2 separate regions of the Mus musculus genome follow, and region 2 is linked to region 1. The links are chromatin loops, found by intact Hi-C in ENCODE. Cell type or tissue: heart. All regions are shown on one strand. Each heading gives the region's core, and the rest is flanking DNA. Links, peaks and the distances in the headings are about the cores only.

What was found. Hi-C counts contacts between places; a loop is a spot of excess contacts. Peaks named below come from ENCODE experiments on the same cell type or tissue, not always from the same donor. Only the 100,000 strongest peaks of a DNase experiment are listed, where the experiment ranks them.
Region 2: it touches region 1 in a loop (2.2-fold over the local background); 4 of 42 quality-filtered maps call a loop at or near these places.

Annotation. Positions count from the first base shown.
Region 1 is chr11:105,586,918-105,595,258 of GRCm38, reverse strand. It overlaps Tanc2 (tetratricopeptide repeat, ankyrin repeat and coiled-coil containing 2), which reads right to left and starts at 5,273. Exons shown (of 26, transcript NM_181071.3): 1 at 5,010-5,273. In heart, for the core only: CTCF peaks have their summits at 3,122 (motif pointing right) and 5,521; DNase peaks (open chromatin) are centred at 3,148, 5,618 and 5,698; H3K4me3 peaks cover 2,841 bases; H3K27ac peaks cover 2,842 bases.
Region 2 is chr11:105,854,698-105,863,038 of GRCm38, reverse strand. It overlaps Tanc2 (tetratricopeptide repeat, ankyrin repeat and coiled-coil containing 2), which reads right to left. Exons shown (of 26, transcript NM_181071.3): 11 at 5,411-5,642. Among named protein-coding and RNA genes, the nearest start is that of Cyb561, 86 kb to the left of the region's middle. In heart, for the core only: a CTCF peak has its summit at 4,774 (motif pointing right); no DNase peak of the experiment used is centred there.

The DNA.
Region 1 (8,341 bases), core at 57-8,056:
TATGGTAAAGACTGGCATCAGCCTAGTTTTTTTGTTTCTCCCTTTTTATTTTAAAGAATTAATTTTATTTTGTATATGTGAGTTACACTGTACACTGTCATTGTCTTCAGACACACCAGAAGAGGGCATAAGATTCTTTACAGATGGTTGTGAGCCACCATGTGGTTGCTGGGAATTGAACTCAGGACCTCTGGAAGAGCAATTATTACTCTTAATCGCTGAGCCATGTCTCCAGACCTCTTTTGTCGATTAAACTTGATCATATTTATCATTCACTAAAGAAGGGCAAACAGAAGCTGAAGATAGCAAGATACTTTGGTGTGACCCATAAAATAATCAACTCATTTGATACTTTCATCATCGACAAATATAGCTGTCAAATGATTTCTTTTTTGGGAGGTGGGGGATTAAAGATAGAACTCTAAAACACTTGCCCAACACATACAATGGCCCATGTTTCAGCACTACGAATCAAAAGTAAACTGATCTAACAAAAGGCATGTGCTTCCAGAAATAATTATGGTACTACAATTCTTTAGAACTTTCTGGAATAATAATAAGTCCCTCCTTTCTCCACATCCACAACCTGCATAAGCTTTCTGAGACTCAGACACTGAGTTCTTGGTCTCCATCTACAATTTCTTTGATCCTAAGACTCACAGTAAGACATCCTCTAAGAGAAAATGACCTCTGAATAGAAACCATACCTCTTAAGCCTCAAACTTTCAATATTTTTCTCCATAGCTTCAAGAGACTTACTCTCCATTACCTTAACTCCTTGTTCTGTTTTGGTTTGGTTTGTTGTTGTTGTTATTTTTACCTTAAATAATTTTCATTTAGTATATTACTAGAAAGCATGCAATTCAGATAAGCCAAGAGATAGTCTTCACAATATAATAAAGCATTAAAAAATTTACATTTACAGTATTATTTATCTTCCCATCAAATACTATTATTTGATGACTGTAGGCATATGAAGCAAATATAATAATACTAAGTTATCAATTAATTCACAGAGAAAAAAAGAAATGTATAATAATTAAGCTGGCTTCCAGTATTTATTACCTTGCTCAGACTTGTGTTAGAAAAATTAAAAGCCCTCTGTACCAGCATGCTCCAAGTCCTTGAAAGGAATCTGAGTACCATCCGTAAAAATACTCTCCTTAACTTTGAGTGATTCGGAATTTGATCCAGCTAGAGTGACCAAGTAGTTTCCCTCAGACTTTAACTGTATTTCAAGAAGGAAAAAACTTTGACAAAGAAAGACTCGTATGCATTGCAATGCATAATCATTCTAGTATATATCCAGTAAGTATCAACCATTTCAGTATTTCCCCTTTGAAACTCCTGTTATTAGTATATTCCTGTTTAGAGTCTACTTCTTTTCTTCATTCAAAAAAATCCTAATTATTTAGGAACTGCTAAAGGGATAAAGTCAACTATAGCAAACAAGGAGAGCGAGCATGACAGAAGTAAAAATCAATGGTGAGGGGCTGGGAGTGCAGCTTAACGTTAGTAAACACCAGGCCGTGGGCTTATCTCTAGCACCACTGGAGGAAAAAATATTAGTAACAGCCAGACAAGGTGGCACATGGCTTTAATGCTAGCACCATGGATGCACAACAGAATGGGTAAGTCACTGTCAACTGGGGCTACACATGGGGACCCTGTTTCAAAGAAGAAAAAGTCAATGATGGGAGAAGGAAATAACCAATTAAGGTTTAACAGTGTTGGTGGTAAATTTTTACAGTAAAAATGCAAACCAATTACAAGTAAAATATTATCAATAAAAATTCAGAGCAAGTATGATCCTATATCTCAATCAATTTCTTCAGTATAATAAATTATATAGTTTTACATCCTAAAAATGTTTGTTCATAATTAATATGTTTAATACCCATAATATCAACAAATGTATATTAAGGTAAAAGACTGTCTACATGAACTATGTGAGTCACAAGGTAACCAGAAAATATTTCTGTGAACAGACTGGTAGAAATAATTTGCAAATAAATAATTATCACAATCATGAGAGGTGACAGTCCACTTTCTAAAACAATCGAAGCTATATGAGGAATGTAGAGTTCACTGCTGTTCCTTGAGCTTTATTCGTTTTTGTAAATATTTCATATGTAAGGAATATCTATAAAACAATGGTTAAGTGCTAAGAAAAATCTGAGCAAACATTTGTTTGGAAAAGCTAATTATTCAAAAGATCCAACCCATTTTTGCTAATCACATTAAAACAAATAGAGAACATAAAATGTAAGTATGCAGGAGAAATAATTTCATCTTGATTTTCCAAATAAAGTTAGCAATAAAAATTTACTGATACTTTTTTAAAAAAATACCATGAGGTATATGTGTGTGTATCAAACTACCTGAATATAACTTTTGACCTCTAAAGATCCTCCTCAAAGAAAACATGACTATAAATGTGTCTTTAATCACATGAAAAGTCCTGAATAAGACTACTTACTGCTTATAATCACATAAAAAGAATTTAAAAACAAATTCCTAAAAAGAAGTATTTACTATAAGCACTCTTTGCACATGTGTACACAGTTTATTTGCTTTATGGTGGACATGTGCATTTAAGTACAGTATGCCTTGTCAGTACTAATTCGAGGACAATCCAGTATAGTGATGAAGGACAGTTAGGAGCCAGAGTTTCCAGCCAGAGTTTCTAAATTAAAACAGCATTTCCAATTCTCAGCTACATAATCTTTGGCAAATTAATCTGTTTCCATTTCTCCTGGGTAAAATGGAAATAACAATATATACCTCAAAGAATTTTGTAACTGTATAAACAATGTACAAGACTGTCAGGAAGTGTATGCTGTATAAATGTAACCTACTACTACTAAAGTAATAGAGTCCCATGTTCCTGAGCATTTTTAGCAACCTGAATTAACTAATATCAGATACTATTTAAATGGGACATCAAATCTAAGATCTGGTTAACATGTGTTCCTAGCTATGCACTTTAAAGTAAACAAGTGATTAATAGATCTACATAGCCACTCCAATGATAAAGAACAATCTGAAAAGACTGTTTCCCAAAAGTTGCAGCTATCAATTTCTTCCCTTACACAAGGGGGCAGTGATAACAAGGAAAGAACAGGGTTCTGCAACACCTCTTCCTACAGACAGTAGGGGGTGGCAGTGCATATGGCTTACAGTCAGAACAAAACAGGAAGACCCAACAGAACTGCTCTTTATTCTCTTCTGGCCCTCTTCTCTCTTTAGCCTCAACAGAGCCTCTTCAGAAAAGGCTAAATATCTTCAGAAAAGACTAAAGTTCAAAATTAATCAAGGAAAATCCAATTTCGTTTTTGAAGGAAATGATCCCTCAATGAATGAATCTGGAACCAGGGCGAAGCCAATCACTATGAATTTTCAGATTATCTGGCAAATTACTATAATAAGAACAACATTCACGCAGGTAATTCAATTTATAAGAATTCCAACATAACACACCAAGATATCATCAATAATTAAATACACCCTGGTGAACACATCAAATATTTCTGCTTTTGTTTCAGTTACACAGATACTCAATGTATACACACGTTATTTTTAATGGCTCATCTAGCTGTCTTTTGTTACTTTTGAAATTACAGTATGTTCTGACAATCCTCTCAAAACACAGATGTTCTTAGATGGAAGTCACAACGTTTTGTAGCATGTGGACACACACACACACTTAAGAGAGAAAGATGGGGTTGAAAGGAGGAGGAAGAGAGGTAAGGAACAGTTGTTTCATTTGTTTCTGGTTTTCCCTCACATCCCGAAGACAATTTACCTGGTAAATGCTACAAGGAACACTAACTACATTGACAGTATCCATGTTGCTGCATTTTATGCCAATTTACTGTATAGCGTTTTTATCTTATCTCACCATCCCATCTCAAGAGCTAAAACATACCAGAATATTCCACTATTGCCAGGCTCTGTAATTAGCCACTGCCATAGCTTTTGGCTCCAACCCTTCAAAATGCCTGAAAATTTATCCCTTTTGTTCACCATATTGTTCTGTTTTCCTTGTTCCACTTATTTTCACCTGTAAAAAAGCCAAGGCAGGGACACATGAAAAATCGTTCCCTTTGCCTAACGATCCTGAACACACAATTACAGTCAGGGTGCTTGGCTTGTTTGTCTTTTTTTGTTGTTTGTGTTTTTCTTTTTTTTCTTTTTTCCTTGAGAGGAGCAGAGGAGAGAGTGAAAGACATCCAATCTTTTCCTAATGCTAATGACCATTGTTTATGTTTTCTGGGAAACATTTTAAACATTCCACACCTGGAATAGAGAGACAGGCTACAATTGCATGGATGCTCTACATGTTGATGACAAAATCTGAAATCATTTTAGCCCCATTTTTTTCCTTTCCCATCTCACAATCAGACAATCTTTTTTTTTTTTTTTTTTTTTTGCTTTCACGTGGGTACTTTCCCCATGTCAAAAATCGCAGCTCCTCTCGATCTCCTACGACAGAATATGTAGCAAAAGCCCCATTAGTCTTTTATTATAGTACACCTCCTTCCCCAAAGGAATTATTCATGTTCCTAATAACACTTCTACCATGCATTTCTACGCCACAGAGGCCAGCCCATCCTGTGCCTTTACCTGGCACATTTCACAACTACTTTTATGCTGCATTCAGGGACACATTTTGCAACTCGTTCTGCACCACATTCCTTGCCACGTTTAGCAATCTGCCTCGCATCTCATCCCGGTCCCCGTCATCCAAAGACCCTCCAGGTACCAAATACCAAGACCAACCTCGGTGACAACCAAGTGGTAGACCCCGGAGCCCTCCGAAGCCGCCCTCGGTCCCACATTCATTCGGAGGCAGCCTGCCTTCCCCACGCCTTCGACACCGGAGGCACTTCACTGTCCGTTTCCCAGTCTCCCTGCTCGCCCCAGCCCCCGCAGCTGAGGCGTCGCAAGCGAACGCCCCTGTCACCTCACCCTCACCGACCCTTCTTCCCTGCTCGCCCAGCCCTTACCTGCCGTTCTAAGGGGCGCGGCGCACCTCGGGGTCAAGCCCGCGTGCCAGTGGTCTCCGGTGAGGACCGCGCCGCCCGCGGACGCCCCACGGAGGATCCGCACCTCAGTCGGGCTCGGCGGGGCCTCGCGGCCGGCGAGCGCTGGCAGCCCGCTGCGGTCCTCCTGTCAGCGGCGGCGCGGGGGGGACAGGCTCGCCCCTCAGCACCGCGGCGGCGGCGGGCGCCTCGCTCCGCCTCGCGCGCGGCACAGCCGGGAGGTGAGCGCGAGGGGGATGGGAACGGGGGCGGGGCCGCCCGAGGAGGCGCGCGGGGCGGCGGAGGGAGCGCGGCGCCTGCCGCCTGGGGCCCCGCGCTAGCGGCGCTCGCAGCTGGCCGCGCTGGGCGGGCGGGCGGCTGGCGCGAGGCGGCTGTGGCCAGCGGGCCCCGCCGGAGCAGCGCGCGCCCAGCAACCCGCGCCCGGCAGGCCGCTCTCTAGCGCCGCCGCCGCGCCGGGGGCGTCGCACCCTCGGAGGCCGCCCGCAGCCCCGCCCCCTCCGGGCCGGGTTGGGGAGGAGCGCGAGCGCGGAGGGAGAGCGCGTGCGTGGGGGCGCGTGCGTGGTGGAGCGCGCGCGCCCCCGCCCCCCGCCCCTCCACGGCCTGGGGGCGGGGAGGCGTTGCGAGAGCTGGTGGTGGTGAACCCCGGCTCCGCGCTGACAGAGGGGGCCCTGGCGCTGCAGGACGTGTAGGCATTTCTGGTTTCCTCAGGGGGCTTGGACTGGTGGGGTCGAAGGCATTTGGTAAGGAAGAGGAGAGGAAGCTCAATAGCTGACAAGGCCCTAAAGAGTTTGGCTCCGCCCCCCGAGATGATGTCACTCTCGAGGTGGCTGCTGCTGTCACGTGCGCCCACTTCTGGGGGCCTTTCCTCCTGCTTTGATAGCCCGAACGTTCCTCTAGACTGCCCCCGGCTCTGGTCACCACAGGCACACGTGTCACTCAAAGTCATCGACGCCAACAAGTGTCAGTTATTCCTCTCCTGCGTCTCAGTGGTAATGTGTAGACTGCTTTCAAGATGCCACCGTTGCCTTTCGAACAGGGATGGGAGGAAAAACAACAATGGCTTGGGGGCGGGGGGGGGGCGAGGGAAAATAGAGAGGAAGAAAGAAAACTGTCATCTGGAACAATTGATGACAGTTCTCTAACCTTAGCTTGCTAGACTTCAGTAAAGTTGACACGCTGCCTCTGTCATTACCAGCTTCAATAAGAACTATAGTGATTTCAAGGCACCCGGCTAAGCATAGAAAGTCATCACATTAAGACCCCATTGGAGGCTATTCAGTCATGTTTCTCCCCAAACTCTCTGCCTAGATGGTCTTCAGCTTGCTTCAAACCACGAAAACAGCCCTTCAACTTTGCAGGATTCTTGGAATAAAAATTTTTTCCCAAGTGCGTGCTACAAGATGATACAAAGCAATCATCGTTGCATATTTTGCTTGGGTGAACTTCCATCCCATTAACTGAGATGACTTTTTCGTCATCTGCTTCTTAATGAAATGCCATGATTGGAAATAGATTCACAAATTGCATCAATCAAGGGTGTTGTTTCAGTGCCGTTTAGAAGGTGGAGAAATTGATTGATTGGTTGCTTATTTTGATAACAGTCTATCTGAATCTACCCCAACCCCATAGCACTTATGTAATTTCTTTGATTTTTTTAAAAAAAATATTAATTTCAATGCAATATTTTTAAAAAATGGACATGAAGTCACGTCAGAAAGCAAGCCATTCCAGTGAACGCTTGAGAACTCTGAGGTAGAACTCTGAGGTATGACTATAATTAGTCATGTGAAAGACATATGGACTGTTGATACTAGTTCCAAAAGTTAAGTCTAACTAAAACCTACCTGCCTATGGTGATAGGAGCAGGGGACTGAGGTAGGTGAGGTGGGCATCAGAGGGAAATTTTCTGGATTATTAGAATGGTCAACACTGGTTAATGGTCACAACTGCATACACACCTCAAAAGGAAACTGTGCCTGTGTTTAGGTTTTAACCCACAAAGAAACGTTACATTTCAACAGTTTCACAATGAAACATTACAATGTCGTTATCTCTGGAGTCAAAGAACAGGTTTGGTCCGTGTCACTTTCCACTTACCCTGGGACGTGGTGCTAAGCAAGTCTTTGAAACTTTTCTTCACCTGTTTGGAATGAGTCATGATACCTCACAGAGTGATTATGAAATTTAAACAAAACTTTGAGAAATATTTAGTACAGAATATAGTATACAATAAAGTGTTCGTGGAAAAATACCAACTGTTTGCATTGTTTTTAGACTTGAATTTACCCTCCTTCCGTCTCTTTTAGTCTTTTTATTTATTTTAAAGATTATTTTGTATCTAAGCTGTTTCCTGTGGGTTTTGCTGAAGCTAATAACATTCCTTCCCTTGAGAAATTATGAAGCAGTCAGGGGTATAATATGTTACTTTTCAAACTAGTTCAGGTGGCAGCACCTAGAAATTATGGTGCTCATTGCGAAGCACCATGAAATATTGGTAGATTGAATTCTGCCATATGGACTTGACACAATTTTAACAGCCCTAAGGTTGGTTATACTATGCTAATGCAGATAGCCTCATATTAAAAATAATATTTTAAAAGAAATAATATGTCTGTTATTCTCTTTTAAAATCCGTTTGCTTTTTTATGGTTTAAGAGCTTTATTATAGAAATGCAGGGGAAAGAGAGAAGGGAGAGAGAGAGAGAGAGAGAGAGAGAGGGAGAGAGAGAGAGAGAGAAGAAAGGCTAGAGAGACAGAGAAAGGAGACAGGAGAGGAGAAAACAAAGAGAAAGGGAAGAGGAGAGAGAAGTGAGAGGTTAAGGAACAAAGTGTAAGAGAGCGAGGGGAGCTGAGCACCCCTTTTTATGGTCTTCACTGTTGCTAGGTAACTGGGGAGGAGTTTAGCCTGAAGGCCAGAAGCTTGGGCCATTGCTTACATGACTACTGACCATGCTTCTCTTGTGGGGGCTGTGGGAGGTGGTACCTTAGGCAGGGGCCGGACCTTTAATGCCAGCACTTGGGAGGCAGAGGCAGGCGGATTTCTGAGTTCGAGGCCAGCCTGGTCTACAGAGTGAGTTCCAGGACAGCCAGGGCTACACAGAGAAACCCTGTCTTGAAAAAACAAAACAAAACAAAACAAAATCCACTTGCAACTTTTTCGCAGGGTTTAATAATAATTTGCAAAATGAGAACCTTTAAACCCATTTTCCTGGCAATTGGAAAACCACTGTAGTTCAGTTTTAGCAGCAGATCTCTTTATTGGATTTTTGCTGATAGCTGTAGTCCACATGGTCTCT
Region 2 (8,341 bases), core at 125-8,124, 270 kb before region 1:
TTTACCAATACTATAATGTCAACTCTCAAATTATGAAGAGGTGTTTGTGTATCTTTTGTCAATACTTGGGATTGTAACCAGGGCCTTTTGCATGATGGGTAAACACTCCACACTGAGCTATATCCACAGGCCAGATATATATATATATATATATATATATATATATATATATATATATATATATATATATATATTTTGAGACAGGGTTCTTTTGTGTAGTCCTGGCTGGCCTTAAACTCAGAGATCTGCCTGCCTCTGCTTCCCATCCCCGAGTGCTGGGATTAAAGGTATGTGCCACCACTGTCCAGCTCCAGGCCAGATAATCTTTTTTTTGTATATTGCTAAAGTTTAATCACTTTTTCCCCCAAAATTTTTATTAGGTATTTTCTTCATTTACATTTCAAATGCTATCCCGAAAGTCCCCTATACCCTCCCCCCACCCTGCTCCCCTACCAACCCACTCCTACTTCTTGGCCCTGGCGTTCCCCTGTACTGGAGCATATAAAGTTTGCATGACCAATGGGCCTCTCTTCCCAATGATGCAGGCCAGATAATTTTAACTTGTTACTTTCAAGTTTTTTTTTTTAAATAAAATGTTAGTATTAATGACTTGGCACCAAGAAAACAAAATAGTCTTTTAGAGACTCCAAAAATTAAGGAAAATTTTAAGTTAAAAAATGAAGTAATAGAGGAATAACTTGGAATGAGGAATTTACCTAAACTACTGGAATTATTACATGCTTGATTTTGAGAACTCTGGCTCCCTGAAACTTAATTGTATCTTAATTTCCACAGAGAAAATAGATGTATCTGGTTGGCTGCACACCGCCTAGTTTGCTGGACAAGTTGTATGCTGCTTCAGGAGAGCTCACTAGTTTCAAAAGCAGTTGTTCAGCCGGTGGTGGCCTGAGAACATTTTCACAGTGGAAACAGCCAAGTGTTAAAGTGGTTCTTCCTTCCCCAGGTGACTGCTGGAAGTGTGGCACTCTCCCTTCACACTTTACCTGGGTGATTCCTAAGCCAAGATCCTCACAGGGACCAAAAGGCTGATGACAATTCCCCTGTAGAAAAGTTTTTTGTTTTTGTTTTGTTTTTTTTGAGAAACATTTCAAACACTTCTTAAAAATTACATTTGCGATGTGGTGTGTGTGTGTGTGTGTGTGTGTGTGTGTGTGTGTGTGTGTATAGTCAGTTTTCTCCTACCATGTGATTGAACTAAGGTTGGCAGGCTCAGAGGAAAGTGCTTTTGCCCACAGAGGAGCCATATCATTGGCCCTGGATATTGTAATGAATGAAACAATTAATTTGCTAATAAAGCTAAATTTTATTCACAGAAATTTTCAATAGAGTACATTATTTATTCCATGAATAAAACATAAATATTTCTTCTCTCTAAAGTGGGGACTAATATGGGCTGGGTGGTGGATTTGTCTACCATACAGAAGGTCCTGGATTTGATCTCTAGCCCTGTAAGAAAGAAAACGTTTGTCCCTTTATCAGGATAATGACAGTTTTTTAAACTCCTGTGAAGTTTTCTTGCTTGAGACTTTCCTTCCATTCTTGGGAGGCGTTACCTAGGGTTGCAGGCTTATAAGATGTCAACAGATAAGTTTATTAAAGACATCAGTATATATTATTTTTTAAAAATAATTTAAAACAAAATACAAAACTTCTAATACTATAGACATTGTAAAAAATGAAAGACACTGCTAAATAATTTCTTTTTTTGTCTAATGAGATTCACGAGTTATACACTTAAGAGAAGAGACTTTAATGTCTTCAAACTGCTTTTAAAATGCAATAGCCTTATATGAATGCTTCTTTATATTCATTTTCAAGCTTTTACAGAATATTAAAAGAATTTTAAAAATTAAAATAGCTGGGCAGTGGTGACGCATGCCTTTAATCCTAGCACTTGGAAGGCAGAGGCAGGCAGATTTCTGAGTCTGGTCTATAAAGTGAGTTCCAGGACAGCCAGGGCTACACAGAGAAACCCTGTCTCGAAAAACAAAAACAAAAACAAACAAACAAACAAAAAACCAAAAAATTAAAATAAAGTAAGGACAAACAAAAATTGATATTTTATATTCTGCCATTTAAATGTATGAACATTTAAAATGCAGATACTATTTATTTTTTGATCGTGAGTTTAGTCTTTAATGGCTGAGCCATTTCTCTAGTCTGAAACTACTATTTATTATCAGAATTATTTCATAGACAAATGTTAGCTCTTTCTGGCCTCCTCCTCTTTTCCTTCCCTTTCTTTCTCCATCCTTTTCTGTCCCCTCTTTCTCTGCCTCTACTCTCTCCTCAACGCCCCCTTCTCATGCCCCAAATAAACTTCATTTTACATCAGAAAAAAATTTTAATTAAAAAATAAATATATTAACTTCTTTATACTTTAAAAATCTGTATCTATGACCACTCAAATTCTAGATAGTCTCATTTTCTTATTTTGTCATGGACTAACTGAGACTTTTAAATTATGAGTCACTGCTCTAGCTGAGAAGTCACTGGAAAAGTTTCCCAGGCTTTTAATCTTGCTTTAACCCCTGTAAATAACATCCCCTGGTGTTCCTCATTGCCTTTGCTTACATATACCCTTAGTAAATCTTTGGAGTCTTCCCTAGTAGTCCCTTCTAGGACTGTACATAGGTGCCGGAGATAAGTAATGATTACAGACACTGAATGAGAAGAGGAAACAGCGAGTGCTGAAATCCCAACTGCATCTTAGTGTGCTTCTGAGTACAGCACACAGGAGTCGCTAACAGACCCACAGCCACTGTCTGTCCCTCAGAATCACCTCCTTTCTGCTCTGGTGCTCCTGTTCTCTCACTTCATATTGGTGGCTGAAGCAAATGCCCACTGGGAAGCTTTTGGAATCTTTAAAAATTTTGGAAAATACTGTCTATATTTTTTTAAAGGAGAAGTGCGTTATTAACAATCTAATTCCTGACTACGAATTGAAAAGTATTTTCCGTAAAACTCCCCTGGGAGGAAAACTCTAGCTACCTGAGGATATGTATATATGATTTTTAATTCAATTATATACTCTGATATATAATTTTCAATTATATACTCTGATAAGTTTTGGTAAATATATATATAATCACGCAACTAAAAACCTGGTCAAATTGAAAAACATTTCTGTCATTCAAGAAAATTCCCTTAGGTATCCTTCCTGTCAGTGATCAAAGGGCAGCTAGCCAGTGTTTAAATTCGATCACCACAGGCTACACACATTTGTTTCCTCTGAGACTAACACTGTTGAATGTAGTATTTGTTTCTTTTTATTACTAAGAAGAATTCCATTGAACAAGTTTACAATCCGTTTATTCATTACATTGATGGACATCTGGGTTTATGTACTTATTAGGATAATTATATGGATGAGCCTTTGTTAATATGATAAATTATATAGATTAACTTCCAAATGTTAAGCTAACACTGTAATCCTGACCAAGTAGAAACTAACTTCGGTATTAGCTTTTTTCTTCTTCAACGATTTTGTTATGATAGCCATGAGGAATAATGGTGTATAATCTACTTCTTCTTTCTTTAGTTTTTAAAAGATCCATATGTTTGACATTTTGATGTCCATCAGTGTTATGCTTGCCTGACTAAATCATGAAATGTCCTTTTCTTTTTTTTTTAAAATATGTTAAGCAATATGTGTGTTTTAAGAATAACCTGTCTACTTTAGTCAGTTTGTTGAATTTTATTGTGATAAGGTTGTTTATAATGGTTTATTTTTAAAAATATTTTTATGAACTGTAGTACCAGCTCTTGATTTATGTTGCTGTTAATTCATGTTTTTCTCCCATATTTTTTGAACAGTCTTGTTGAGGCTTGATTATCCAATTTCACATCAACTTTCTACTTCAATCATTTCTGTTAGAAGATCACTTCCTTATTTATACTAATTAAATTTATTTTCCTAGTTTAAGAAAGAAACTCACACAAGTTATTTTACATCATTCATTTTGAAATATTAAACATTCTTTGTATGACCTGCTCTTTGACCTATAGGTTATTTAGAAGAGGCTCACCTATACATATTTAAGGTTTAAGTATTGTTAATGACTTCTATTTTAAGTCCACTGTTTTGGACAACACTGCTGCAGTATTTACCTTCTTGGGGTGCATGCCCACAGTGTGTAGTGGACGACTCAGCATTGTGCTCAGAGTGCTATGCAGGGGGCTGGCGAGATGGCTCAGTGGTTAAGAGCGCCGACTGCTCTTCCGAAGGTTCCGAGTTCAAATCCCAGCAACCATATGGTGGCTCACAACCATCTGTAACAAAATCTAATGCCCTCTTATGGGGTATCTGAGGACAGCTACAGTGTACTCACATATAATAAATAAATAAATCTAAAAAAAAAAGAGTGCTATGCAAAAGCTGGACTCCCAAGCACACATGTAAAAAGCTGAGTATGGCAGCACATGCCAGAAACCCCAGTGCTGGGGGTGGGAGGAGAGACAGGAAGATTCAGGAGCTCAATGGTCAGTCAGTCAGAGACCCAGCGTTACGACAATTAATGAAGAGAGCTACAGAGGAAGACACCAGCCTCTTCCTCTGGCCTCTTTACATGTGGATGTGTACATTCACATATAGCTGTATTATGGATGCAATGCTCCACACCAACCTGCCTCCCCACACTAAAAATAAAAAATTTAAAAGGTGAAAAAATGTGGAGAGAGGTTTAAGGAGATGACTGTGCTTAGGCTTCAGTGAGTACCAGGGCTGGAAAGGAAAAGGTAAGGCATGAGCACAAGAGGGAGACAGAGCCCACTCATTTCATTTTCATTAACAACCACTAGCTTTTCTGATACAATTTATGTACCACAAAATGTCCATGTGCCTTTTTACATACCTTCCAAGTGAACAGTAAGTGATTTCTAGTGTCAATACTGAGTGAGGTATGCAGCCATGGGTGGCATAATAAATGTACTGCAGATATTTTCTAACTATAGATTCTAGCCCTACAAACTCTGAAAGAGTGAGATGGAGCAGCAACTTTATTGATTAATTCTACTTCCACAGAAAGGATTAGAAGCTCTACTACCTTTATTATAAGAAAACTAAAATTATTTGGAAATCAAAATAAGAACTTTTACAAAGGAAGGAGGAAGGATCAGTTTCTACATAGATTTGTTATTTTGAAATGCGTCCTGTTACATTGCCTAGGTTTGTTTTTAATTCCTGGATTGAAGCAGTCCACCTACCCTAGCCTCTTCCAAATGCTGGGACTACATATGTGCATTATCACACTCTACCCAAGAAAAGTCTTCTGCATGCTGTACTCTGTAGACATCAGCTATAGAACATTTAGTTCTGACAATGTAATAAACACAATCATTTCTATATCACAACGCAAGTGACCACGGCTCTTTTCAACCTTATTTATACCTTTGTGGAGGTTCTCCAAGGGCTCTAGGACTCCTCTCCGGAAGGAGGCCATGGGATCTTGAACACAGGACCGGAGGCTTAGCATGCTCTGCAGGTGAGGCTCCCGAAGAAGCTGTTCCCGGTAAGCTGTCAGCTGAGGTGAGCGGCAGAGCAGGGCAGCAACATTGTGGACGAATTCTGGTACCAGGCAGGTGTAGGCATTATCTGCCTGGCAATAGTGATAGGCAACCACCTATGGAAAGATGAGATTGCAAACAGGCTTATTAGCAGCTATGGTTACATATGACCATACCCTAACACTGTCTTTGGTTTCTCCATTTTCTCAATTTTTTTTCAAATAAAAATAAAAGCCACTAATGCAACTGCATAATTTATGCACAGTCAAAAATTAGACATAATACATGTATATATTCTAACAACCTAAAATTAAAGTTTATAAATAAAATGGGCTACGCCTTCTCGATTGTATGAGATAAGAAGCAAGACTGAGAAGGAAGAGGTACATTAATATTGCAAACATTTATTCCACACAGTAGTATAGAAAGGTCTACTCTTGTAACAAAGCATTAGAAATAAAACAGTGAGGAAAACCATGGTAGTCTCAAGAGATACACATGCTCACATCACTTTATGGTACAGTCCTGTTCTTTAAAAGATGAGCCTATAAAATAAAATAACTTAGATCTAAAAATTATCAGTGAACAGTTTCTGAAAATTCAAACAGAGGAAAAGTACCAAAATTAGAAAAAAGGAAAGAAGGAAAAAGGTGAGATTTTTGCTAAATGTGGGTCTTAAATTCTAAGAGTTTAAGAGTATTAATAACATTCAGGTTCTGGGCTGTCTGTCTGTCTGTCTGTTTTAAGCTGTCCATTAGAGTTGCACAGAATTTACTCCATATCTTCTGTTATGGTTGTTTTTTTTTTTTTTTTTTTTTTGCCTCAAGTGCAAGTGCAAAAAAGACCCCTCCTTCTTTTTGATAGGGTTGCACTCATGGAGCTGAGGCTGGCCTGGAACTCCTGATCCTCCTGCCTCCACCTCCACCTGCTCACGCCTAGCACAGAGAGTGACTTTAATATAGATTACTCTTCTGGCTCATTACTGCCAAGAAAAGTGATTGCATACAGTAGAAAACATGGCATCAATAGGAGAGATTCAAGCTTGATTTATGGAAAGAGTCTGACAAGGTGCTTAGAACACAGTAAGAGGGTAATGACATTAGCTGATTTTGCCCTCTTCATCATGGTCACCACCACGTCCACACTCATCTTAAGCGGTACCACCATCACTGTGCTGAGTGCTCACTTAGCAACTAACTTTGTGCCTATAGGTAGCTCAGACATCCCAATAGCACTCATGAACGTACTGGGAATGCTGTTCTTTACTTCCCTCTTAGACAAGTTTACAGCAGAGGCGTTCTATTCTGAAAAAACAAAAAACAAACCTCCTAATCTGTAAGTGTGGTAGTCTCTTTAATACATTCTGTAAATGTCAACTCTTTTAAGCAGTAAAAATCTTTCTCATTAAACATAAAGGAAATCAAATAATATTGGATGTTATTGTATATTTAAAGCTAACTACAGGAATTGCTTATGAGTGAAACAAAGAAGTCTGAACTCCATAGGAGGACTAGAAACCAGAGGTTGTATTTAGAGCTCCATCCTTTTCTTTAGGTGATTAGTTTCTGCTTTATTATCTATGTTAAAGACAGTGTTCCCTAGAGGGAAACCTCGTCCTCTCAGCCAACTGTGCAGCCAGTGGTTATTGTCTTCACAGACACAGGTCTTTGAATCAACATGTAGGCTCACCACACTTTGCTTCAATTGATTCCAGATGTGGAGGCAATGCACAGCTCAGCGAGCCTTGTATAACTTGCTTTTTATGTAATGTAGTGAGGTATTATTTTACAGATAAAGATTATAAAACTTTCTTTTACTGATTTTGTTAAAAATCATTATGTGTACTTGGAGATGTTTCCAGTACTGGGAATGGAGCCCAGGCACTTATATTTACTGCCAAGCACTCTGTCACTGAACTACACGGAAGCTGTCAGATGTGGACTTGGATTAATGAGGTTTCATTTAACAAAAGTCAGTGTACAGTTATAGATTCTAAAGCTGCTCCTCTTTTAATTTTAGTATTTGGCATTCCAAATATAAAGTCTTGATTTCTTTGAAGAATTCAGGTAGAAAATCCACTCAATATCTTCAGATTTGCAAGATGATTCAAAATAGGTTATTAATTGCACATTTCAAAGTAGTTACGTGGTATGTATAAGTAAATAAATTCCATGAAAACTATGTTAGGCACTGAGCTGTCTCAGTCAGATAAAATGACAGCACCCATGTCTAAAAGGCTGTGTGTCAGTAAAATCAGTGCTGGGTAGGTGTAGACAGACAGACCTCTGCCAGCTAGCATAGTTTATCATGAGCTACAGTTTCAGTGAGCCTGTATCAAAATGCCTGATGCTTGTGGGCCAGAAGATGGCATCAGATCACGTGGAACTGGAGTTACAGACAATTGTTAACTGCCATGTGGGTGCTAGGAATTGAACCTAGGTCCTTTGGAAAAACAGCAAGTGCTCTTAAGCACTGAGTCATCTCTCCAGCCCTCTAAATTGTCATTTGATACTACCTAAATATTTCCTATCTATAAAAACAGGGAGCAAGCCTAAATGTATGTACCTTTCCTGAGTCTCTCATGACACTGGGAAAAAGGTACATTTATACAGCACTTTACAGCTTTGAGGAATTTGTTATACTCATTATAGTTATAGCTCAGAAATGGCTCAGAATCCGTCTACCTTAATAAACCAACTGGCACAACCCTTTCCCTGCATGGACTCTTTTTTTCTCAAGATCTCTTGTCTTAATCTCATTTTTAGCTGTTTCTTCCTTCTTTCTTTCCTTCCTTCCTTCTTTAGATATTTTATTT